3 separate regions of the Homo sapiens genome follow, and all the other regions are linked to region 1. A link is an interaction called in ENCODE POLR2A ChIA-PET data of the cell type or tissue named here. Cell type or tissue: Caco-2. All regions are shown on one strand. Links, peaks and the distances in the headings refer to the core of each region. The heading gives the core; the rest is flanking DNA. Region 1 overlaps SARM1 (sterile alpha and TIR motif containing 1). Region 2 overlaps LOC101926984 (leucine-rich repeat-containing protein 37A3). Region 3 overlaps TMEM97 (transmembrane protein 97).

Region 1 (7,999 bases), core at 1,921-4,420:
CAACTGCGCGCTGCACGGGGGCCAGGCGGTGCAGCGACGCATGGTAGAGAAGCGCGCAGCCGAGTGGCTCTTCCCGCTCGCCTTCTCCAAGGAGGACGAGCTGCTTCGGCTGCACGCCTGCCTCGCAGTAGCGGTGTTGGCGACTAACAAGGAGGTGGAGCGCGAGGTGGAGCGCTCGGGCACGCTGGCGCTCGTGGAGCCGCTTGTGGCCTCGCTGGACCCTGGCCGCTTCGCCCGCTGTCTGGTGGACGCCAGCGACACAAGCCAGGGCCGCGGGCCCGACGACCTGCAGCGCCTCGTGCCGTTGCTCGACTCTAACCGCTTGGAGGCGCAGTGCATCGGGGCTTTCTACCTCTGCGCCGAGGCTGCCATCAAGAGCCTGCAAGGCAAGACCAAGGTGGGTGCAGATGTGGGGTTGGGTGGATCAGGGGTTAGAGAGCCTTTGGGAAGGTTTCCCAGAGGAAGTCACATTCAACCGGGTCTTGAAATACACATCAGAATTAGATGAAGCAAGACAAAGGAGGAGCGGGCCAGTCATTTTGGCGTTGAAGGCAAACCCGAAGTTTGGACTTGGTTTTGGGGGCAAGAGGAAGACACTAAGAAGCTTTTAAGCAAGGGGACACTTGTGTTTTACAAAGATCATCCTAGCTGCTGTGTGGAAAGGGGCTTGGCAAGGGTGAGGACGGAGGCAAGGCAACCCAATAAAAAACTATGACTTGCAGGGGTGGGCGTTGGGGGAAGGGGGAGACAGCGATGCCAGTGGCAGAGAGCAGATTCAAGAGATGTTTAAGAGATGGAGTTAGCACTTGGTGGCTGGGAGAAGGAGAAAGAGGAGCTGAGGATGACTCCTGGCCCTGAACATAGGCAATGAATAAAGTGAACTGGGTGAGAGACAAGTGGAAGTGGGGAAGGGGAAGAAAGTGACTTCTGCAGGACATATGGAGTTTGAGATGCCTGAGAGATGCCCAGCTGGGGAGCTTCAGTGGGTAGTGTAGCCTTTTGAGTCTGGAGTCAAGATGGCTGTTAGAGACAGAGGCTTGCGGCTTGGGACAGGACATCAGTGTGTCAGCCAGATAACCCCCATCGGAGTCCCAAGGGGTCCTCATGTCCAGGGCCTAATCCACCAGTGACCTTTGCCCACTGCTTTAACTTGCTGTGTGACCTTGAGCACCTGGCTTCCCCTCTCTAGGCCTCTATCTGGGCCTCATTTTTATCTTCTGGAAAATTCAGTAAATTGGACCACAGCAGCAGTTCTTACCCTAGATGTGGGATAGTTTTAGCACCACAAGTTTGTGGATTGTACTTTTTGGAAACAGAGATCTACTATATTGCCTAGGCTGGCATCAAACTCTCAGGCTCCAAGCGATCCTCTCTGCCTCAGCCTCCCAAGTAGCTGGGACTACAAGCACGCACCACAATCCCCCAGCTGGGCTTTGTTTTTAAAATGTTACAGGTTGAAGATTCTCCCTACAATATCACTCTCTCTTCTTTGCATTTTTTTGTGGAGGCTTGGAGGTTGGTGATAGCTGGTGCACAGAGATGTGGTGCATACCCCATGACCCACCTTGTCTGTACCCCAGCTGTCATCTGGGGGTGCTCAAAGGAGTGTGTCTTACAGATGATTGTCACCCATCATGTATGTCCCTGCAGATCAAAAAGAGACTGCTGGCTGGGTGAGGTGGTTCATGCCTGTAATCCCAGCACTTTGGGAGGCCGAGGCAGGTGGATCACTTGAGGTCAGGAGTTCAAGACCAGCCTGGACAACATGGTGAAACTCTGTCCCTACTAAAAATACAAAAATTAGCTGGGCATGGTGGCAGGTGCCTGTAATCCCAGCTACTCGGGAGGCTGAGGCAGAAGAATCACAGGAACCTGGGAGGCAGAGGTTACAGTGAGCTGGAATCGCACCACTGCACTCCAGCCTGGGCTACAAAGTGAGGCTCCATCTCAAAAAAGAAAAAGAAAAAGGAGACTGCTATGTTAGGGGGGTCTCTGGGGCCTCTTTCAACATCCAGTGTTCTAGGAACTTCTGATTCTTCTCTCTGCACTCCAGAGCTGGGTCAGGGAGGACCTGCTCTACAAGGCAGGTCATTTTGCTTAGGGAAAAGGGTCTTAAAGGAAGTAGGGAGTGAGGACCCCAAGGATTGGATCTGGGCCGCAACCATGATCACCAGCCTGTCACCCCTTTCCCATCGAGGCCAAGTGAGTGTAGTTCAACAAAGACATCTCGAGTCCCACTCTGTGTCCTTCATCGTGCCAGATGCAGGTTTCCAGTAGTGACTAAGACATGTCCTCAGCTTATACTCCAGTGGAAGTTGCATCGTCAACCAGTGACAGTGGCATTCAGAGTGTGGTATAAGACCTCATTGGAGGTGTGGGCCAGGATGTGGGGGAATCAAAGCAGGCTGCATGAAGGAGGTGCTAATCAATTTGGATTCTGGTGGATGAGTAGGATTTCCGTGGAGTGGGAGGATTCCCATGAGCAGACTGGAAGAACTAAGGGTTTGGAAACATAGTGGGCCAAGACCCAGAGGTGTGAAAGCCTTGGAATGTGTGCATGTGCGTGTGTGTGTGAAGTGTAAGTTAGTGGAAGGTGAGGTGAACTGGGAGTGATGGGCAGCTGCACTGTGCCCTGCCTGGCGCTATGCTGAGAGCTCAACTTTATTCCAGGGCCGGTGGATGCTGTAGAAGGGATATAAAGGAGGGATAGGCCCCTCCGCCCCCAACCCATCCGAGTCAGGACCTGGTCAAGAATTGAGAGAACTTCAGGAGGGGGAATCCGCAGGACCCCATGACTTAGTGGCTGAAGGTGGGGCCAGGGCAGATGGAGAGACTTTGGGTTGTGAGAAGAGACAAGGAGAGGGACTGGGCACGTGTGGGAGCACCTGGAGAGCTGGTGGGACCTACAGCCCTCTCCCCACTCCCTCCCTAGGTGTTCAGCGACATCGGCGCCATCCAGAGCCTGAAACGCCTGGTTTCCTACTCTACCAATGGCACTAAGTCGGCGCTGGCCAAGCGCGCGCTGCGCCTGCTGGGCGAGGAGGTGCCACGGCCCATCCTGCCCTCCGTGCCCAGCTGGAAGGAGGCCGAGGTTCAGACGTGGCTGCAGCAGATCGGTTTCTCCAAGTACTGCGAGAGCTTCCGGGTAGAGTCGCGTGGGATACGCCTCCCCCGAGTCAGAGCGGGCGCCCTGTGCACAGGGACTGCGTTCCCTCCCCGCCTCGCAATCCCGCGGCGCCAGGGTCGCTTTTGGGGGCGGGGAGCCTGTACGCAGCCACCGTTAGGGTCACTCGGCTCTGATCTAGGTCCCATCCGCCTCCTCCACGCCATCTCCAGTTCCTTCCCTTGCATCTTGTGCTCGAGGTCCAAGGGCGGAGTAGCGAAGCCCTTCCTGACACCCGACTCCTCCCCCAGGAGCAGCAGGTGGATGGCGACCTGCTTCTGCGGCTCACGGAGGAGGAACTCCAGACCGACCTGGGCATGAAATCGGGCATCACCCGCAAGAGGTACGGAGCCTCCTGCCCGCCGGACCCCAGCTAGGTCTAAATAAGCTCCCCCTCCGCCCACAGCCCGTCCGAGTCTGGACCTCAGCGTCTTCTCCTCCGTGGGGTGCAGGTTCTTTAGGGAGCTCACGGAGCTCAAGACCTTCGCCAACTATTCTACGTGCGACCGCAGCAACCTGGCGGACTGGCTGGGCAGCCTGGACCCGCGCTTCCGCCAGTACACCTACGGCCTGGTCAGCTGCGGCCTGGACCGCTCCCTGCTGCACCGCGTGTCTGAGCAGCAGCTGCTGGAAGACTGCGGCATCCACCTGGGCGTGCACCGCGCCCGCATCCTCACGGCGGCCAGAGGTCAGCCCGCTCACCCGGGACCCCGCCCCAGCCCCAGCCCCAGCCACGGCCCTGGAATGGTGAGGGGAGACACGGGGTGGAGCCTTCCAGCCTCGCCGTGGATTGATTGAGCACAAACGTGGGTCACACTGGGCTCTGAGGATGTAAAGATGAATACGTTGCACTTTACCTCAAGAAGTTCCCAGTCTGAGGTGGGTAGGCGGTGGGAGGAAGGAGGCTATTAAACAGGCAAGCGGCCCCGGCAGGAAGCTACCCAGGTCTCCAGTGGGAGCACAGAGGAAGCCCAGCCCACCCCATCCACCCAGGTCTAGATTTCAGAGAGGACAGGATGCCTGACCATGTCTTGAGAGGTGCACTGGCGGGGAGGGGTGGCAACAGGAAGGGCAGCCCAGGCAGAGGCAGCGGCCTATGGAGAGTCCATGCAGTGGGGTGTAGGCGGGAAGGGTGTGCGTATGTGTGTTATCCTATTGGCCAACAGCTTACAAAATTTGGGTCTAGAGGTGGTTTAGAGTGAATTCTAGGCCTCTAGCCACCCTCCTTATTTACTAATTTATTTTTACTTACTAATTTACTACTTAGCTAATCTTTATTGTCAATTACAAGGTACTCTGTTTGGTTTTTAAGATATTATCCCATCAGTCTCTATATTGATTCTATGCAATGAGTGTTCAGTTTTTAAAATCAACCTTAAAGAACTCTTGAAAGAATAAAAAGAGGAGTAAGTGTCCAGTTTGAGGGCCGGGCACCGTGGCTCATGCCTGTAATTCTAGGACTTTGGGAGGCCAAGGCAGGCGGATCGCTCAAGTCCAGGAGTTTGAGACCAACCTGGGCAACATGGTGAAAGCCCATCTCCACTAAAAGCACAAAAAAATACAAAAAATTAGCTAGGTGTGGTGGCGCATACCTGTAGTCCCAGCTACTTGGGAGGCTGAGGTGGGAGGATCACCTGAGCCCAGGAAGTTAAGGCCGCAGTGAACTGTGATCAGGTCACTACACTCCATCCAGCCTAGGCAGCAGGAGTGAGACCCTATCTCAAAAAAGAAAAAAAGTATCAGTTTGAGGAGTTTTGAAAGACATCTGTGTGACCCCCCACCCCCACCATCATCATTAAAGATATAGAATATTTCCATCATGGGTGTTCCTTTTAAAGATAATGAAACTAACATTTAAAGAATTCAAATACATTTCCCACAGTCATAAAAGTCATTAGATGGCAAAACTGGGACTTGAGCCCTTGTCTTTCTGCTTCATAAACAAACAAATGTTGTCTATGAGGGTTATGTCTAAATATTATAAGAAGATGAATTCTTTTCATTTTATCCTTTCATTCAGCAATTACAGACTAAGCACCCACAAGACACAAGGGACTGAGCTTTGGCTGCATTCTTATGCTTCAACCAAAGCAGGTTGGCTTTTATTATTTTTACATTGCAGCTCCCATTAAAACTTCAAGATTTCATTTTTATTATAATTAATTAATTTGAGACAAGGTCTCATTCTGTCACCTAGGCTGGAGTGCAGTGGCGCAATCACAACCCACTGAAGCCTCAACCTCCCGGGCTCAAGTGATTCTCCCACCTCACCTCCCAAGTAGCTGGGACCACAGGTGCGCAACACCACACCCAGCTAATTTTTTTATTTTTTGTGGAGACAGGGTTTCACTATGTTGCCCAGGCTGTTCTCAAACTCCTGGCCTCAAGCAATCTTCCCAACTTAGCCTCCCAAAGTGTTGAGATTACGGGCGTGGGCCACCGCACCCAGCGCAAGATTTCATTTTTAAACAACAGGAAAATCCTAGGGCAAAAATAGCTTACAAAAAATAGTTTGTATAGTGAGTAGGGAGCCATGCATAGTTTTTAAGTGGGAGGAATGACATGCTCAGATTTGGATTTTAGAAAGATGTTCTGGTAGCTGTGGCAAATGGACTACACTGGGCAATTCTTTTCTTTTCTTTTCTTTTCTTTTTTTTTTTTTTTAGTCAGAGTCTCACTCTGTCGCCCAGGCTAGAGTGCGGTGGTGCATTCTTGGCTCACTGCAACCTCTGCCTCCTGGGTTCAAGTGATTCTCGTGCCTCAGCCTCCCAAGTAGCTAGATTACAGACATGTGCCACCATGCCTGGATAATTTTTTGTAAAGACAGGGTTTCACCATATTGGCCAGGCTGGTCTCGAACTCCTGGCCTCAAGTGATCCACCCACCTTGGCCCCCCACAGTGCTGGGATTACAGGTGTGGGCCACTGCCCTGGCCTAGACTGGGCAATTCTAGCTGGGTTTGGGGAGGCCATTGAGGAGGCTGGCATTGGAAACCTGAGCCAGGGAAGGGCCCGGAGGCTGGAGTCCAGTATGTTTAGTAGGTAGAATCCTCAGAATGCGGTGCCTGGCGCTTAGTACTGAGCGTGGCTCCAGAGGAGCAGAGTGCTGTCTGTTTTACTCACTGCTGAATCTCAAGCACTGAAGACAGTCCTGGCACACAGCAAGTGCTTAGGATGTATTTGTTGAATAAATTAAATGGGAGGCAGGAGTTGAGGCTGATACCCAGGTGTCTGGCTTTGGTGGGAAATAGGGAAGAAGGAATGAGGGGGAGATTTGGGGTGTGTTGAATTTGGAGTGATTGTGGGCAGCTGGCTGTTCAGGTCTGGAGTTCCAGAGAGAGGTCAGGGCTGGAAGTGCATGCATATCAATGTCCCTAGAACACAGTGCCTGCCTCCTAAGAGGAACCCAACAATAACATGACCTTCCTCCTGGAGGCCCCATTTCTCCTTTTTGGGGCAGGCCACCCTCCCCAGGCTGGGCTGAGAGGGCTTGGTGGACTGGGGACTAAGTCCACAAGGGATGATATACCTGACAGTGAGTGATGCGGAGGGGCCACCTTCACCATGCTGCCTATTGCCCACTTCAGAAATGCTACACTCCCCGCTGCCCTGTACTGGTGGCAAACCCAGTGGGGACACTCCAGATGTCTTCATCAGCTACCGCCGGAACTCAGGTTCCCAGCTGGCCAGGTGAGGAGGGGCGGGCGGGCAGCGACGGGGCGTGGGGACAAGGCTGTGGCACTGACACAGGACTTACTTGCAGTCTCCTGAAGGTGCACCTGCAGCTGCATGGCTTCAGTGTCTTCATTGATGTGGAGAAGCTGGAAGCAGGCAAGTTCGAGGACAAACTCATCCAGAGTGTCATGGGTGCCCGCAACTTTGTGTTGGTGCTATCACCTGGAGCACTGGACAAGTGCATGCAAGACCATGACTGCAAGGATTGGGTGCATAAGGTAGGTGCCTGCCTATGCTTCTGCGGTCCCAGCATTGGCCTGTGGTCCAGAAGATAGGGTCGTCTTCTATTCCTTCTTGTCTGCACATCCCGGCACACTTAGCCCTGAAGCACCTCCTTGGCCCAGCTGGAAGTCAGGAACCACAGCTCTGACTGTAATAGGACTTTAGCAAACCACAAGGGACAAGAGACTAGGCTTTGGCTCTCTGAGCCTCAGTTTTCTTTTTCTTTTTTTTTTTTTTTTGTTTTTGAGGTAGAGTCTCGCTCTGTCACTCAGGCTGGAGTGCAATGGCGTGATCTTGGCTCACTGCAAGCTCCACCTCCCGGGTTCACACCATTCTCCTCCCTCAGCCTCCCGAGTAGCTGGGACTACAGGTGCCCGCCACCACGGCTGGCTAATTTTTTTGTATTTTTAGTAGAGACAGGGTTTCACCGTGTTAGCCAGGATGTGAGCCTCAGTTTTCTTTTCTGCAAAATGGGGTAACTTACCTGTTCCACTCACCTTATAGAACTGTTGTGAGGATCAGAGAGACATAAAAATGCTTTGAAAAATAAATTCCATGAGAGACAGGAGAGCATAGCGACAGGCAGAATGGAATAGTTGTTGAGAGCTCAAAACTGAGAGTTTGAATCCTGGCTCTGGCCTTGGGCAAGTTACTTAACCCCGATAAGCTTCATATTTATTTCTGGAAAGAGGGTATAATAATAGTATCTAACTCCCTAGAACATTGTTATAAGGACTAAAAAAGCCAAAATTTGTGAAGTGCTTAGCAGAATGGCTGGCACATAGTAACTGCTCAATAATGGTAGCAATTATTATTATTAATATAATTATTATAACTACTATATCTGTTTAATTCATCATTGTATTTTCAGTGCCTGACG
Region 2 (7,999 bases), core at 2,615-5,114, 120 kb before region 1:
TGCATGATGGCACAAGCCTGTAGTCCCAGCTACTTGGGAGGCTGAGATGGGAGGATAGCTTGAGCCTGAGAGGCAGAGGCTGCAGTGAGCTGAGATCGCGTCACTGCACTCCAGCCTGAGCAACAAAGTGAGACCCTGTATCCAAAAAAAAAAGAGCAAAGCAAAGGTGGAAGCAGGGGATAGCTCTTAGAGCTCCTGCTTGGATGTGGCACTTGCCACTGTTGCTCAGGTGCCACTGGCCAAGGCAAGTCCTGTGGTCAAGCCAGGAGTGGTTAGAGAGGCCCACATCCCTCTGAGCCAAGGGCACAGCTCTCCTGTTTGAAGCCACCTGCCTTAGCCAGGATGTCTGGCTGGATGCCACACCCTCTCTGTATGCCCCAGAAGTCAGAAGCCTCACCAGAGGTTATGCAGCCTGGCCAGGCCCCAGGTACCCTCAGAAATCACCCGTAGATTCCAGTCCCATCATGGAGCATATCTCCGAAACCCCCAAGCAGAGGTAGGTGCTATTGGGCTCCCCCTGGCCCAGCCTGGAGTTGGGCTCCTCTCCCAGACACGGTGAGGGTAGTAACCTGTTAATCATTAATCTGGGGGCAAATCGGTTCATTTCCAGTCCACCAGTTCTACACCCAAACCCCTCCCTGCAGCCTGGCAGGAAACCCTCAGAGCTTGACCCTTGGCAGGTCCAGAGCAGAACAGGATGTCAAGCCCAGCTGAGGAGGCCACGCCTTGACTGGTTTCCAGTGTGGAGGGCAGCTTGGGGGCTGCAGAGCTACCTCGCCTTCAAACGCCCTCCTCCTCACCCTTCTGCTCACACAGTTCCCGTGTTTCAGAAACTAGACCTCCCTGGTAGCAGCTGATTGACTGACAGAGGGGAGAACAAGCAGGGAGTGATGGAAATTTTGGCCAATGAGGCTGCATATCCTTCAAGACCTGCCTCAAATGCCATTTTAATAGCTATTATTGTCATTATAGCTACATTCATATCATATGACATATGATATATAACACATTATTATTATTTTACTTAAGTTCTGGGATACATGTGCAGAACATGCAGGTTTGTTATATAGGTACACATGTGCCATGATGGTTTGCTGCACCCATCAACCCGTGATCTAGGTTTTAAGCTAAGCTGCATGCATTAGGTATTTGTCCTACTGCTCTCCCTCCCCTTGTCCCCCACCTCCCGACAAGCCCCAGTGTGTGATGTTACCCTCCCTGTGTCCTTGTGTTCTCATTGTTCAACTCCCACTTATGAGAACATGTGGTGTTTGGTTTTCTGTTCTGGTGTTAGTTTGCTGAGAATGATGGTTTCCAGCTTCATCCATGTCCCTGCAAAGGACATGAACTCATTCTTTTTTGTGGCTGCATATTATTATTAATTATTATTATTATTATTATTTTTGAGACAGAGTCTTGCTGTGTGGTCCAGGCTGGAGTGCAGTGGCGTGACCTCAGCTCACTGCAACTTCCGCTTCCCAGGTTCAAGCAATTCTCCTGCCTCAGCCTCCCAAGTAGCTAGGACTACAGGTCCCTGCCACCATGCCCAGCTGATTTTTGTATTTTTAGTAGAGATGGGGTTTCACTTTGTTGGCCAGGCTGGTCTCAAACTCCTGACCTCAAGTGATCTGCCCACCTCGGCCTCCCAAAGTGCTGGGATTACAGGTGTGAGCCACTGTGCCCAGCCCAAGCTGTGTTCTTGTCTGGGACTCCCCTATAGTGTGGAGTGAAGGCTCAAAGTTGGTTTGTCTAACTAAAGGCGTCATCCTTGATTATGACCTCTGACATCTGGAGAGTGCCAGAATTCCCTAGGCTGCCCTTGGGGGGCTTAGGGAACCTCGTCTCTATAAAAAAAATGTAATAATTAACCGGGCGTGGTGGTGTGCACCTGTGATCTTCTTCCTTTGCAGTACAAACTCTTATCGCTGCCTACTGGCCAATTGGCCAGGAACATGCACCCTGGTGTTTCAATCTCCAAACATTAACATTTTGCCTAACAACCAAACTATTCAGGTTCCTTTAGTAGTCCCTGTTTCCTCCTTCTCCACACACACCAGGCGGGCTGTACACTTCATTCTCTTTAGCAGGGGCAAAACATCTCTGCTACACTCAGCACCAGGATAGCTGGTTGGCCCTTTCTTAGGACCCCAAATTTTCCTCCTCATAATACTAACAATTGGCCCATGTGTACTCACTTCCTATCCCACTTTCTCTTCCAAAGGCTGAACTCCCTTGTCCAGGCAACACCCAGAAACACATTAATACCATCATTCTCTTCTGCCAAGTCCAATATCAGTGCCTCAAGGAAAACAGCTCTGGGTAGGGTGTGCTGGCTCACGCCTGTAATCCCAGCACTTTGGGAGGCCAAGGTGGGCAGATCACCTGAGGTCAGGAGTTCAAGACCAGCCTGGCCAACATGGTGAAACCCTGTCTCTACTAAAAATACAAAAATTTGCCAGGCATGGTGGTAGGTGCCTACAGGCTGGAGGCTGGAGAATTGCTTGAACCCAGGAGGCGGATGTTGCAGTGAGCCGAGATTGTGTCATTACATTCCAGCCTGGGCAACAAGGGCAAGACTCCATCTAAAAAAAAAAAAAAAAAAAAAAAGAAAGAAAACAATTGTGAAGTCAAACACCCACTGCTTCAAAACACAAACCTGAGTACAGCGCCCTATTCAGCAAGAAGCAGCCAGACAGTCAACAATGCCCCTCTTCCTTTTAAAGTAAAAGGCAAGAATGTTAGTCCAAACTGCACCATGTTGTAAGCTCCCTGCTATTTTGCAGATCTTGGTCAAAGTGAAACATTTCACAGGGGTTTGTGCTGTGAGAAACATCTTGCCTAACCACCTGACCACAAGGTGGACAAAGGCCCAACTAAAGAAATATCCCTATCATGTCTTGCTGGACAAAGATCCAAGGAACACCATGATGACATCCTGCTGGAACAAGGGCCAGAACAGCCACATCGTGGGAACGAATATCTCATCAATATCCTGCCGGGCAGCAAGCCATACTGCCCAGGCCACTCCCACCCATACCTATAAATTGCCCCAGCCTGTAAGCAGTGTAGGCTCTGGCATTAGGCTGGTCTTTTGTAGGTTTTATGCTGGATGTAAAGCCTGCATTTGCTGTTAAGCTGCCCTCTTTCTGTGTCTTTCTTTAGCCCTCACCTTCCCTTCAAAACCTAACAGCAGTAACATATAGTACAGTTCGTAGCTTAGGAGCTGTAGGCCATACCACATAGCCTAGGTGTGCTGTGGGCTATACCACCTGGGTTTGTGTAAGTATACGCTATGATGTTAGCACAAGGTGACATCACCTAATGACACATTTCTCAAGCTCCTCCTCATATGGCAAGCAATGCATGACTGTATATGAAAGCTCTTAAATAGGGATTAAGTTTCTAAATCTCTAAAAGAAAAAAGTCATTATTTACTGCATATGGACATTTTTTTTTTGAGATGGAGTTTCACTCTTGTTGTCAAAGCTGGAGTGCAATGGCAGGATCTTGGCTCACTGCAACTTCTGCCTCCCGGGTTCAAGCAATTCTTCTGCCTCAGCCTCCCATAGCTGTGATTACAGGCACCTGCCACCATGCTTGTTGTGGGAAGTCAGGGACCCCCCGAATGGAGGGACCTGCTGAAGCCGTGACAGAAGAACATAAATTGTGAAGATTTCATGGACATTTATTAGTTCCCCAAATTAATACTTTTACAATTTCTTATGCCTGTCTTTACTACAGTCTCTGAACATAAATTGTGAAAACTTCATGGACATTTATCACTCCCCCAATCAATACTCTTGTGATTTCCTGTGCCTGTCTTTAATCTCTTAATCCCATCATCTTCATAAGTTGAGGATGCCTGTCGCCTCAGGACCCTGTGATGGTTTCGTTAACTGCATAAATTGTTCGTAAAGCATGTGCATTTAAACAATATGAAGTCTGAGTACCTTGAAGAAAGAACAGGATAACAGCGATGTTCAGGGAACAAGGGAGATAACCATTAGATCTGACTGCCTGGGAGCCAGGCGGAACAGAGTCATATTTCTCTTCTTACAAAAGCAAATAAGAGAAATATTGCTGAATTCTTTTTCTCAGCAAGGAACAGCCCTGAGAAAAGAGAATGCATTCCTAGGGGGAGGTCTCTAAAATGGCCGCTCTGGGAATGTCTGTCTTATACAGTTGTGATAAGGGATGAAATATGCCCCGGTCTCCCCTAGCACCCCCAGGCCTATTAGGATAAGGAAATTCCTGCCTACTAAATTTTAGTCAGACTAGTTGTCTGCTCTCAAACGCTGTCTCCTGATAAGATGTTATCAATGACAATGTGTGCCCAGTGGGACATGAAACTTCATTAGCAATTTTAATTTCACCCTGGTCCTGTGATCTTGCTCTGCCCCCATTTGCCTTGTGATATCTTATTGCCTTGTGAAGCATGTGATTTCTGTGACCCACACCCTATTCATACACTCCCTCCCTTTTGAAATCCATAATAAAAACTCGCTGGTTTTGCAGCTTGGGCGGCATCACAGAACCCGCCGACATGTGATGTCTCCCCCGGACATCCAGCTTTAAAATTTCTCTCTTTTGTACTCCTTCCCTTTATTTCTCAGACCGGCTGACACTTAGGGAAAATAGAAAAGAACCTACGTTGAAATATTGGGGGCTGGTTCCCGCAATATCCACCCAGCTAATTTTTTGTATTTTTAGTAGAAACGGGGTTTCATCATGTTAGCCAGGCTGGTCTCAAACTCCTGACCTCATGTGATCTGCCCACCTCAGTCTCCCAAAGTGCTAGGATTGCAGGAGTGAGCCACCATGCCCGGCCAGAATTTTTTTTAAAACATTCATTTCAGTGGGAACTTAATTTGGGGCTAGCATGTTTTATTTAACTTTCACCCCAAAGTTGCAAAGTGTTTCGAGGTTTTTCTCTGTAAAATAATTATTTTAATTCAATTTAAATAAAACCCATCAAGGAAACTTTAACCTTTAAGAAATCTAGCTTCCCATGAAATGTGAGAGGAAGTCAGCACTGATTTCAGAAATCTGATTATAACAGTAGATCTACCCCTTGATGAAGTGAGTCTTGGAATCCCTTCCATTTAAAACCATTAATCTGCAACATATGCCTATTCTAGGCACTGGAATAAGATGAAGCACCTGCTTGGCGTTCACATGCTATTGATTGTGCCAGACAATGAGCAATAAAATAGGTAAGAATGGCAGTGGGGGAAGTCAGCTGGGTTCTAGTTACAGCCGCATTTCAGGAAATTGTTTAATATGCTGACTTTAACAACCTAAACCTCTTGTCCATGTGTGCACACAGGGTAGACCTCTGAAGAGTGGCGCTGTAATTTCTATGGTAACGGCTGTGTTAAGTCAAGGCAGGAAGACAGTTCAGCCTCCTCGCAGGCTAGTAGTGCAAAGGGCTCTTCACTCGGATTAAAGCCTTCTCTCCCAGACTGAATTGCCCCCCCCACTGTGAACCCCCTAAACTTGAGACAGGTCTCAGTTAATTTAGAAAGTTTATTTTGCCAAGGTTGAGGATGCACCAATGACAGCCTCAGGGAAGTCTTGACAAAATATGTCCAAGGTTGTCAGGCACAGCTTGGTTTCATACATTTAGGGAGACATCATGAGACATCAGTCAATATATGTTAAGAAGTACATTGCTTCATCTGGAAAGACAGGACAACTTGAAGCAAAGGCAGGAAGACTGAAGTGGGAAGGAAGCTTCCAGGTCACAGATGGCTGTTACACAAATGGTTCCATTCTTTTGAGTTTCTGATCAGCCTTTCCAAAGGAGGCAAATCAGATAAGCATCTATCTGATTGGGCAAAGGAGTGACTTTGAATAGAATGGGAGGCAGGTTTGCCCTAAGCAGTTCCCGGCTTGAGTTTTCCTTCGTGATTTTGGGGACCACAGATATTTTCCTTTCACATTTCCCCCCTTTTCTTTTTAAAAATCTGTTGGAGAAAGCATTTTACAAGAAAATGAGTCTCTGGTCTCAGGTTTCATTTGATCTCTCATGGCGAGGACAGTTTATTCCTTGATGGGTAGGTCCCAAAAGCTCATTTTTAGCAGGTTGTTAAGTCTCATGTCCTGCGAAGAGAAAATAGTGGGAGGAAGAGAGAGAAAACAACAACAAACAAAAGAACAATCCGGGAAACATTTGATATAGGCCTCATTACTCTGAAGTCTATGCATCAGTAGGCAGGTATGAAAGTGGTTTATGTATGTAAATAGGTTGCTGTTATTTTCTTCTGAAGTTTAAGTTGTCTGGCTTCAGTTCACAGGATTTTAAGAAAGCACAGCTTAGTTTTCAGTGACTCCAAATTAGGAAAAATGGAAAAAAGAAGGAAAAAAAAATTTAAAAATTATTTTGGAGACTTGTAATAAAAAAAAATTAGAATTTGGTCCAAACTGTAGAAAGTAATCCAAATTGAAAAAAAATTAGGCAAGACTAGAATCTAACACAGATATATAATCATTTGGAAACATAAGTTTTTCTCCAGTTTCCCATTTTACTAAAGACAAATCATGGTAGGAATAGTAAACTTATTATATTGGTCTATATATTTGTATACATTGCATCAATAATAATAATTTTTTTTACATAGGCTTTTAAATTGGCTTTGATGTAACTTTGTTCCATAAGAGAAATCTTGGATAAGACACACCCACCTCTTCTGCCTCAGGAACTGACTGAGACTTTGATGAGACTTTGATTCCATTTGTAGGCACAGATTCAGCTGGAGACCTGCCCCTGGAGCCAGAGAAATCTTGGATAAGACACACCCATCTCTTCTGCCTCAGGAACTGAGACTTTGATGAGACTTTGTTTGCATTGGAGACCTGCCCCTGGAGCCAGAGAAATCTTGGATAAGACACACCCATCTCTTCTGCCTCAGGAACTGAGACTTTGATGAGACTTTGATTGCATTCGTAGGCACAGATTCAGCTGGAGACCTGCCCCTGGAGCCAGAGAAATCTTGGATAAGACACACCCATCTCTTCTGCCTCAGGAACTGACTGAGACTTTGATGAGACTTTGATTCCATTTGTAGGCACAGATTCAGCTGGAGACCTGCCCCTGGAGCCAGAGAAATCTTGGATAAGACACACCCATCTCTTCTGCCTCAGGAACTGACTGAGATTTTGATGAGACTTTGATTCCATTCGTAGGCACACATTCAGCTGGAGACCTGCCCCCGGAGCCAGAGCAATTTGCTGCTGCACATCAGGATCTGTATGACAAGCTGACTCAGCAAGAAACGTTCCTAGAAGTGGTTCCAATGCAAGACTAGGACCAGAACCAGGCCCTAGCTTAGCTTTTCACCTCAAAAGTAGGTTGAAAATGTAGACCAGGATCTGTATGACAAGCTGACTCAGCAAGAAACGTTCCTAGAAGTGGTTCCAATGCTAGACAGGGACCAGAACCAGGCCCTAGCTTAGCTTTTTGTTTGGACTCCGGTGAAGGCCCCAAGATGGCGACAGGCAACCATCTTGGCCACCCTGACTCAGCATTAGCGGGTTCATCTTCCCCCCGTTCCCGCCATCCCGGCAAGAACGTGAGCCCGCTAAGGCGTGTCACACTCAGGAAAATAAAACCTAACTAACTCCGCCCTTGCCCCACCCCGAATCCGCCCCTAACTCACCTAGTGTCCATATAAGCCTGCTGCACCTCCAACACAGTGCGACTTCCCCGGCCCTCCCCTGCGGACCAGTGAACCTCGTCCAAGAGCTTAATAAAGGAACTTTTGCATTCTTTGCCCTGCCTCTCGACCCTTTTTGTCTATGGAACCCTTCCATTGCCTTTCACTTTTCACCTCAAAAGCAAGGTTCTAAATGTAGACCAGAATCTGTATGACAAGCTGACTCAGCAAGAAACGTTCCTAGAAGTGGTTCCAATGCTAGACTGGGACCAGAGCCAGGACCTAGCTGAGCTTTTCACCTCAAAAGTAAGGTTCAAAATGTAGACCAGGATCTGTATGACAAG
Region 3 (7,999 bases), core at 2,735-5,234, 56 kb before region 1:
TGTGTGTCAGGGCAGCGCCACATCTAGGAGGTTAAATGTGACAAACGTTTAGTAGTCCACATAGAGCCAAGAGCACTAGGCTTTGGGCTCCTATAAAAGCCCAAGATGGGAAGCCTTAAACTCTGCTTCTTTTCTCTGCCTGTAGCCAGGTCAGCATGGATCCGCATCCTTTTTATTTGACAAGGTAATTACAAGCGTGGGGCCCAAGCTAGAACTGAGACGCTAAAACCCTGCATAACCAAGAAGCTACTAGGTAGTTTGTAGTTTGGGGCAGAGTTTGTTCTTCCACTAAAATCCTGTCTCCTAAAATAAACCAAAAATTAGAATTAGGGGAGTTAAGGAACTTGTTTGTCATATTGGAATTAAAGTGTCCAAAATTACATCGCCACAGAGGTTAGATTTACTTCCCCTTTCACTCCCACCCCCACCCCGCAAAAAGAAGAGGGAAATTCAATTCATTTCTGCATTTGAGGGAATCTGGCCTTTGGAGGAGTTTGGTGTGTAGTTGCCATTACAAAAGGGAAAGTGTCAGGATGGTTTTCATGTGTATTTGTTTTTTTAAACAAAGAATGATATTGTTGACAGAAATGTCACATTTGTTCATTCAGCGAACACCCTGAGTGCCTACCAAGTGCCAGATACTTATTGTTGCTCCTGACAGTGGCCAACACACCTGGATGTGTTATCTTGGAATTATGAACAGATTCTGGGTAACACAAAGAAGGGGCTGGAAGAGTTGAGAAAATTTCAGAGAAGGGAACATTTGAGTTAGGGATAGTAAGTTTTTATTAAATGACCACCTAGGCTGTGTCACAAAAGCCAGCTGGACATGCCATCTGCTGCCGGGGTAGTGGGGGGTGGCTAATTAATGACAGGCTCCTCCAGTGTATTTTCAAATGAGCTAGCGCCGAGCCTGTTGAGGGCAAGTGGCTGTAATTCATCATGATCGTTTTCTTTTTCAGTTTAGAAACCTGCTGAAGTGGTATGCTAAGGAGTTCAAAGACCCACTGCTACAGGAGCCCCCAGCCTGGTTTAAGTCCTTTCTGTTTTGCGAGCTTGTGTTTCAGCTGCCTTTCTTTCCCATTGCAACGTATGCCTTCCTCAAAGGTTGGTAAATGGTGGGAAAATCCCATTTTTACTCAGAAATCAGGTCCCAGAAATCTTTTGGGAAAGTATCTCCAAAGGGAAGGGGATGGTCCCCATAGTTTGTGGGAGAATGCTACAGGATCTGGGGTAAATAGCCAGGGTAGATCTTGTAAAGGGACATTAGTGTGGCTCAGGCTCATGTCTGTGGTCAGCAGGCCTGCACGGCTGCCTCAGTCGTCTGGAAATCCCTTGCATACACATGAAGCCTGAGACCACTTAAACAATGAGCTTGTTCCCTTTTGTTTTGTTCCCCAACAGAATTAATTTCTCTTTTTGTTGGCTTTTATTTCTCTGCGTTGGATAGTATCATACTGACTTATAAGCTGTAGCATCAGGCTAATCCCTAATGTGCTTCTCATTTTAAAATTATTCTTAGTGTTCTCATATAATCAATGCTTTTTTAAAAAGGTGACCATACACGTGTACTTGATAAGCTAAAACCACTGAAAATGCTCGTTTCCCATTGGCACCCCCTGGGGTCACTGAATCTGCCTTCTGATCCTCTCACCTATATATAATTACTGAACAAACAGATGCCATGGGGCAGGGATTTCCCTCCCCTTGGATTTTGTACCACACAGGTTTAACCGGTAATGGCAGTTTTATTGCCCTAGAGCTTTTCCGAGTTATGTTCTGACCCCCATTCTTGGTTCTTTGGCGAGCTGTCGGTGAGCTGTCACGTAAGTCTGCATGTTGGGCAGTGTGGCACATCCAGGTTTCCAGTTCCGAGTTTCCACTTGGAGAAGGGAGTAGAAGAAAGCAGGCAGGCAGAGACAGTGGGAAGGTCATGGACACCTTTGAGTCATGAACAGACCTAACCATTTTTCTTTTCCCCTGACTACCTCAGGAAGCTGCAAGTGGATTCGAACTCCTGCAATCATCTACTCTGTTCACACCATGACAACCTTAATTCCGATACTCTCCACATTTCTGTTTGAGGATTTCTCCAAAGCCAGTGGTTTCAAGGGACAAAGACCTGAGACTTTGCATGAACGGTTAACCCTTGTGTCTGTCTATGCCCCCTACTTACTCATCCCATTCATACTTTTAATTTTCATGTTGCGGAGCCCCTACTACAAGTATGAAGAGAAAAGAAAAAAAAAATGAAGGAAACAACCACTGGCCCAGGGTAGAGATGCCTACAGGGTGGTTGCTTGTTGGATACAATACAAGGAACACTGCTCAGAACCCACGTCTTCAGCAGCATTTGAAACACTGGCAGCAATGCACAAGAGCAAGATGGTGTCAGGAACCATGTCAAACCCTCACCTTCTTCCATTTTTTTTTTTTTTTTAAGACAGTCTCACTCTGTTGCCCAGGCTGGAGTAAAGGGCAGTGGCATGATCTCGGCTCACTGCAACCTCCGCCTCCTGGGCTCAAGCCATCTTCCTTAGCCTCCCAAGTAGCTAGAACTACAGGTGTGTACCAACACGTATGGCTAATTTGTTTTGTTTTTTTTGTGTGTGTGGAGACAGGGTTTTGCCATGTTGCCCAGGTTGGTCTCGAACGCCTAGGCTCAAGTGATCTGCCCACCTCAGTCTCCCTAAGTGCTGGGATTACAGACGTGAACCACTGGGCCCAGCCCAAACCTTCACCTTCTAAGGGCACTGGGATGAACAGACCGATCGGCTTGAGGGTGGGCAAAGGGGTGTGGGCTAGGTTATAAGGAAGTGGTACCAAATAACTGTGTGCCTGAGTTCCACCGCAAGATTACTAAAAGCAGGACCAGACCAGAAACTGCTAAAGAACATGGCCTGTTTGACATGTTCATGAGTCACCTGACCCACAGCATATATGCTTATGACTAAACCCTCCACTCCTGATTCTCAAGAGTGTATCACCTGTCAGCAAAATGAATAGTGGGATATTTTGGGCCATTTTAAATGTGAAATTTTGCCTCTTTAATGTTAATTCAAAACTATATCAATGTTTTCTTGTTCCCACCTCTAACCCAAGGAAAAAAGAGAAAACATACTATGCAAAGGAAGTTTAAACTTAAGTTTTCCTTAAGGGTCAGCCCAACAATGACTTTCAGTCAAATGGATTAAACTGGAAAATGTTTTTGTTTCTGTTGTAAACAGATCATCCTAGGCGAAAGTTTTTTTTGTTTGTTTGCTTTTAAATTAGTTTATTTCTAAATCTTAGTCTTCCACATTTCTAGAGGCCACCTGACACAAGTCCCTGTATCTGAAGTCTAGCATCTCAAGGCTGATCTGGAAGTGTGCTAGTATGCTCCCTAGTGGATAACTTAATCTTTTAATACAGTTCCGTCATTCCCATCTTGTTTTCAGAAGAGAAGGTGGCTACAGCCAGGCATAACATATCCACTGTGTGCATAGAGGGTCTCTTCACGTTGATGCTTGGCATTCCATCAGCTTTCTCTAAGTCTTTGCTCAAGTTCAACCTTAAAATGATGTTAGACAACAGGTCCCAGTCAGTTCCCTCTATTTTCACCCATTTTGCTCACAAGCCATATTGGCCCGATTAGTGGTACTGTCTGACTCACGTGTGTGATCCAAATAAAGGTAGCTGCTGACCACTGCCTGGTTTGTTTTGTGGACTAGGGGATAGAGAATCCAGGGTTCTCTCATGAGGAGTTAAACATATTTCAAGAGCAACAGGAAAAAAGGTACATCAAGCCATTTGAAAACAAAAATTTATTGCTTCTCCTTCCAAAGCTTTGTGAATTTACAAAAAAAAGGATGAAAGTTTACAAACTGCTTAGTTCCAACTAAGCATAAGAGGTGAGAACGTACACTGCAGGGCCACCAGCAGCAGCTGTGCACTGATGTTAAAACTGGCTCCCCCAGACTTGTAGTGCTGTCTTCAGGGGGCTGCATTCCTTACACGCCACCTCTTGTGACATAGGTCATTGGTCAAGCCGCTGGAATGCTACAGAGGTTTTTTTGGTTTTGAGAGGCTTTTTTTTGTTTTGCCTTCCTACTATAAAAGCGAAATTTTCAGTTCATTTCTGAAAAATAAATTGGTCAATAAATTCATTTTGTTCTGCTTCTACTTTACACAAAGCTTCATATTCAACCCGATACCTGAAAAACAAAATTGTTAGAGGCCCTGAAAAAAAGATGAAGTAAACCACAGACCTAATTCTTCTAGAGAAGGATATAGAGGTTTAAATGATTTCAAGAAATGGTGTGAGTTCAGAATGAAGAAAGAAAGAGGCAAAGCCCTACCCAGAGCCACCCATGAGAAATCTCCAGCCCTAGGAAAGTCTTCTTTCAGAGAGCCAGCCAACTTCGTGGACCCTTTCATGCTCAAACTACTAGAGGTGGTTTGATATTAACAAGTTTTCTATTTCCTTCCCATCAAATGTAATTTTATTTTTTAAAATCTTCAAATCAGGATGACAAGTGAGATGCTATTCCTGGGAAAACAATGATGAAGAATAAGGACAAGAAGTGATCATTCCAGAAGGAAGAGTGGAAATTCAGCTGTGTAAAGAACTTGCTTTACATCATGACTTCTTACCTTTCTAGCTGCATTTTCTTTTCTGCTATTAGGGCTTGAAGTTGCTGCTGTTGAGCTTCTCTCTGCTTTGCTATAGATTTGAGCAAGTTCCGAGCACCGATGGCCTACAGTATTGCCAGAGAAGGCCATGGCTTCATTAAAACCATCTACAGCATCAAGTCCTCAAAGTGGGGAGGGGTTATCTGGGAGCTGTGTCAGTCTTCAGAGAGGAAAAGAAAGTGGAGCCCCAAAGCTTTTGGGTTAAGTCAGAAGGATTAACCTACTGATCACAAAGTGCCTCAAGAACTAGACGGCAGCTTTGAGGCAGGTCTAGGAGTATTCCTAGAGCCAGGGACACAGGCACAATAGCACATTTGGTGGTGCCATTCAGCCTTGTGCCTTTCACCAATCATACTATGTAAGCCTTCATTTCTTCATTTATAAAATGAGGATAAGACCATCTACATCAGTGCTGATATGAAGATGAAACGAGGCCAGGTGTGGTGGCTCACACCTGCAATCCCAGCACTTTGGGAGGCCAAGGTAGGCAGTTCACTTGAGGCCAGGAGTTTGCAACCAGCCTGGCCAACATGGTGAAACCCCATCTTTACTAAAAATACAAAAAAATGGCCGGGCGCAGTCACTCACGCCTTAATCCCAGCACTTTGGGAGGCTGAGGCGGGCGGATCACCTAAGGTTGGGAGTTTGAGACCAGCCTGACCAACATGGAGAAACCCTGTCTCTACTAAAAATACAAAATTAGCCAGGCATGGTGGCACATGCCTGTAATCCCAGCTACTCGGGAGGCTGAGGCAGGAGAATCGCTTGAACCCAGGAGGCGGAGGTTGCAGTGAGCCAAGATCGCACCATTGCACTCCAGCCTGGGCAACGAGAGAAAACTCCGTCTCAAAAAAAAAAAAAAAAATACAAAAACCTCAGCTGGGTGTGGTGGCACACACCTGTAGTCCCACCTACTCGGGAGGGTGAGGTGGGAGAATCGCTTGAATCTGAGAGGCAGAGCTTGCAGTGAGCCGAGATTGCACCAGTGCACTCCAGCCTGGGTGACACAGCAAGACTCTGTCTCAAAAAAAAAAAAAAAATAAAGATTAAAGGAAATAAAGATTGGCAAAAGTTCAGTAGGTTAAGTGGACCAGAAGTTATTAAAATCTTAAATAAAAATTCACCCACCCAGCCCTCTACCCCTCTAAATAAATCAAGAGGGAAGAGGGATGAGAGGGTAGTGAACTAGGGTCCCAGGCCAAGATGTAGGCGGAAGACATGCTGATCTTACCTTCATCTTTTCATTTTCTGCTTCTTTTGCAAGTTGATCAACAAGCTCAATTAAACCACCAACTATTTTCTGAAACTGGCCAATTTCTTTTAGGAAAAGAACAAAAAATAAAATATTTCCTTAGTATCATCACTCCCCTTCGGTAGAGTGCTAAGGCAGTGAGAGGGCAGAGCGGACTGCCCCTTCTAATTTGTGTTAAAATAGTTCGGTGTGGGCCAGGCGTGGTGGAGAGCAACTGTAGTCCCAGCTACTCAGGGGGCTGAGGTGGGAGGATCACTTGAACCCAGGAGTTAGAGGATGTGTGATCATGCCTGTGAACTGCCACTGCATTCCAGCCTGGGGAACATAGCAAGACCCTGTCGCTTAAACACTTTGGTGCCTGTTGGCCTGTCTCCTACCCTTGGTCTGAACCTAGAGAAGGGTGGCCAGCTGGACCAGGGCATACTCGGACCTTGCATCCCCACTGAGCCAGCCAGCCGCTATGACCTCCGGCTATGAAAGCACTAGGCCCTTGCTGGGCTCATTCTCCAGACAGACCCCAACCCTGCTTCCCCAGGAGTGACAGGAAGCACTGTTGTTCACAAAAGGGCAGCCTCAGGACACAAGCGCTGCCTCTGGACTAGCTACAGGTATGACACCAGATTTCAATTAACAGTGGGGATGGGGGCTTCCCACTTGTAACCACAAAAAAGCAAGCTCACAGCATTAAGTGCCTAATCTCCCACTCACTTTCTCCAATGTCCTGGATGTGACAATTTACTGAGGGGAAACTAAGGCCCAGAGAGGTGTGTGCATGGCACAGCAATCACAGGTTAGTGACAGAACCCAAGCTACCTTTCACTAACCAAGCTCTCTCCACAACCTAGGAAACCCCCCAGAAAGCTCAGAAGTCCCTTGTTCTAGCTAGATCTGGCTCTGTACGGGCATTGGGCTTGCTTGGCTGCTGGGACAGGAGGCTTCCTGAAGATTTCCAGCCAAAAGATGACTTCAGTAAGTCTGTTGAGCTGCTTCTAGAAACTTCACCTATCACTTCTAACTCCAAATAACAGAGAACCTGCCCCTGAGAAGACTTTCTCTGAAGAAATCAAATCATGAGTACATAATTCTATTTCCCACACCCAAGCCATGGTTGTGTTCCCAGAAAGTTTAAGGTTTCTAAGAGCAAGAAATGAAAGATGGCATATCTAAAGACACCCTCCCCTCCCCATCCCGGTGTTTGGTTTGACTGGTGCCCTGTTGGGGACACATGAGAGCACAAGAGGGCAGACAGAAAAGGGTGGCACGTGGGAACTCACAGACGCCAGATTCAACCTCCAGGGAGCCAGCAGCTCCACTGTGGCAGGGCCAAGATGAGCCTGGGGTACAGTTGAAATGGCAGCTCAAAGCTGAGTGGCACTGTATCTCCCCAATACTCACTGTCCACAAAGTCTTTGCACTCTTCCTTCAGCTCTATGGTCTGCTGGGTAACCTCTGGGTCCAACACCCTCAGCTTGTTCAGTTCATCAAAGTGTAGCCCTGCTTCACCCAGGATGTCCTTGGCCATGGCTGTAAAGAAACAGGCCCAATTCCTCATCACTTCCCAGCCACCCAAGGAAATGCCTGCTGCCAAGCCAGCCCCACTCCTGCCCTTGGACACCAATGCCAAAAACCCAGGTGTTCCAAAGGATCCCCGTTCCCTCTGCCACCACCTCTCTGAGCCTCACCTGTTTCCCATCCAGGTTCCCTAGAGGAGTTCTGCTCTGAAGGAGTGACAGTGGCAGTCAGGAGGAGGTGTGTCATAGGAGCAAGGGTCAGGAAAGAATAAAGTCCGCTTGCTTGTCACAGGCATCGTTCATTCAACACACATTTCTTGAGTGCCTACTACATGCCAACACTGCTAGATGCTGGGGGTACAAAGATGAATGCAACACGGTGCCCGCCCTGAAGAGCACATAGTTCAGCTGGAAGAAGACAGACACGGAAACTGAAAAACCACACTGCGTTAAATGCTTGTTTAGAAACATCAGTAAAGAGCCAGAGGAGGACAGAGCCATTAATGAAGGAGTGACATGTGAACTAAGTTGTAAGCCATCAGTGTATTTACTTTATATATCACCA

The links. Peaks named below come from ENCODE experiments on the same cell type or tissue, not always from the same donor. Only the 100,000 strongest peaks of a DNase experiment are listed, where the experiment ranks them.
Region 2: POLR2A ChIA-PET joins it to region 1 with 7 read pairs; 4 of 35 experiments call an interaction of 5 or more read pairs at or near these places.
Region 3: POLR2A ChIA-PET joins it to region 1 with 5 read pairs; 18 of 35 experiments call an interaction of 5 or more read pairs at or near these places.

Annotation. Positions count from the first base shown.
Region 1 is chr17:28,381,425-28,389,423 of GRCh38, forward strand. It overlaps SARM1 (sterile alpha and TIR motif containing 1), which reads left to right. Exons shown (of 9, transcript NM_015077.4): 2 at 1-397; 3 at 2,933-3,145; 4 at 3,415-3,506; 5 at 3,616-3,851; 6 at 6,750-6,852; 7 at 6,926-7,115. Among named protein-coding and RNA genes, the nearest start is that of SARM1, 14 kb to the left of the region's middle. RefSeq lists an enhancer at 3,523-3,592. In Caco-2, for the core only: no CTCF peak of the experiment used is centred there; DNase peaks (open chromatin) are centred at 3,387, 3,777 and 4,190; H3K4me3 peaks cover 1,774 bases.
Region 2 is chr17:28,258,122-28,266,120 of GRCh38, forward strand. It overlaps LOC101926984 (leucine-rich repeat-containing protein 37A3), which reads right to left. Exons shown (of 1, transcript XR_001752821.1): 1 at 5,513-7,999. Among named protein-coding and RNA genes, the nearest start is that of TMEM97, 57 kb to the right of the region's middle. RefSeq lists an enhancer at 6,482-7,681. In Caco-2, for the core only: no CTCF peak of the experiment used is centred there; a DNase peak (open chromatin) is centred at 4,150.
Region 3 is chr17:28,324,541-28,332,539 of GRCh38, forward strand. TMEM97 (transmembrane protein 97) reads left to right here. Exons shown (of 3, transcript NM_014573.3): 2 at 963-1,107; 3 at 1,994-4,145. The coding sequence ends at 2,253. IFT20 (intraflagellar transport 20) reads right to left here. Exons shown (of 5, transcript NM_001267776.2): 2 at 7,319-7,447; 3 at 5,903-5,988; 4 at 4,633-4,736; 5 at 3,786-4,193. The coding sequence starts at 7,445. The coding sequence ends at 4,112. Among named protein-coding and RNA genes, the nearest start is that of IFT20, 6.9 kb to the right of the region's middle. RefSeq lists an enhancer at 2,629-2,678. In Caco-2, for the core only: a CTCF peak has its summit at 3,396; a DNase peak (open chromatin) is centred at 3,981.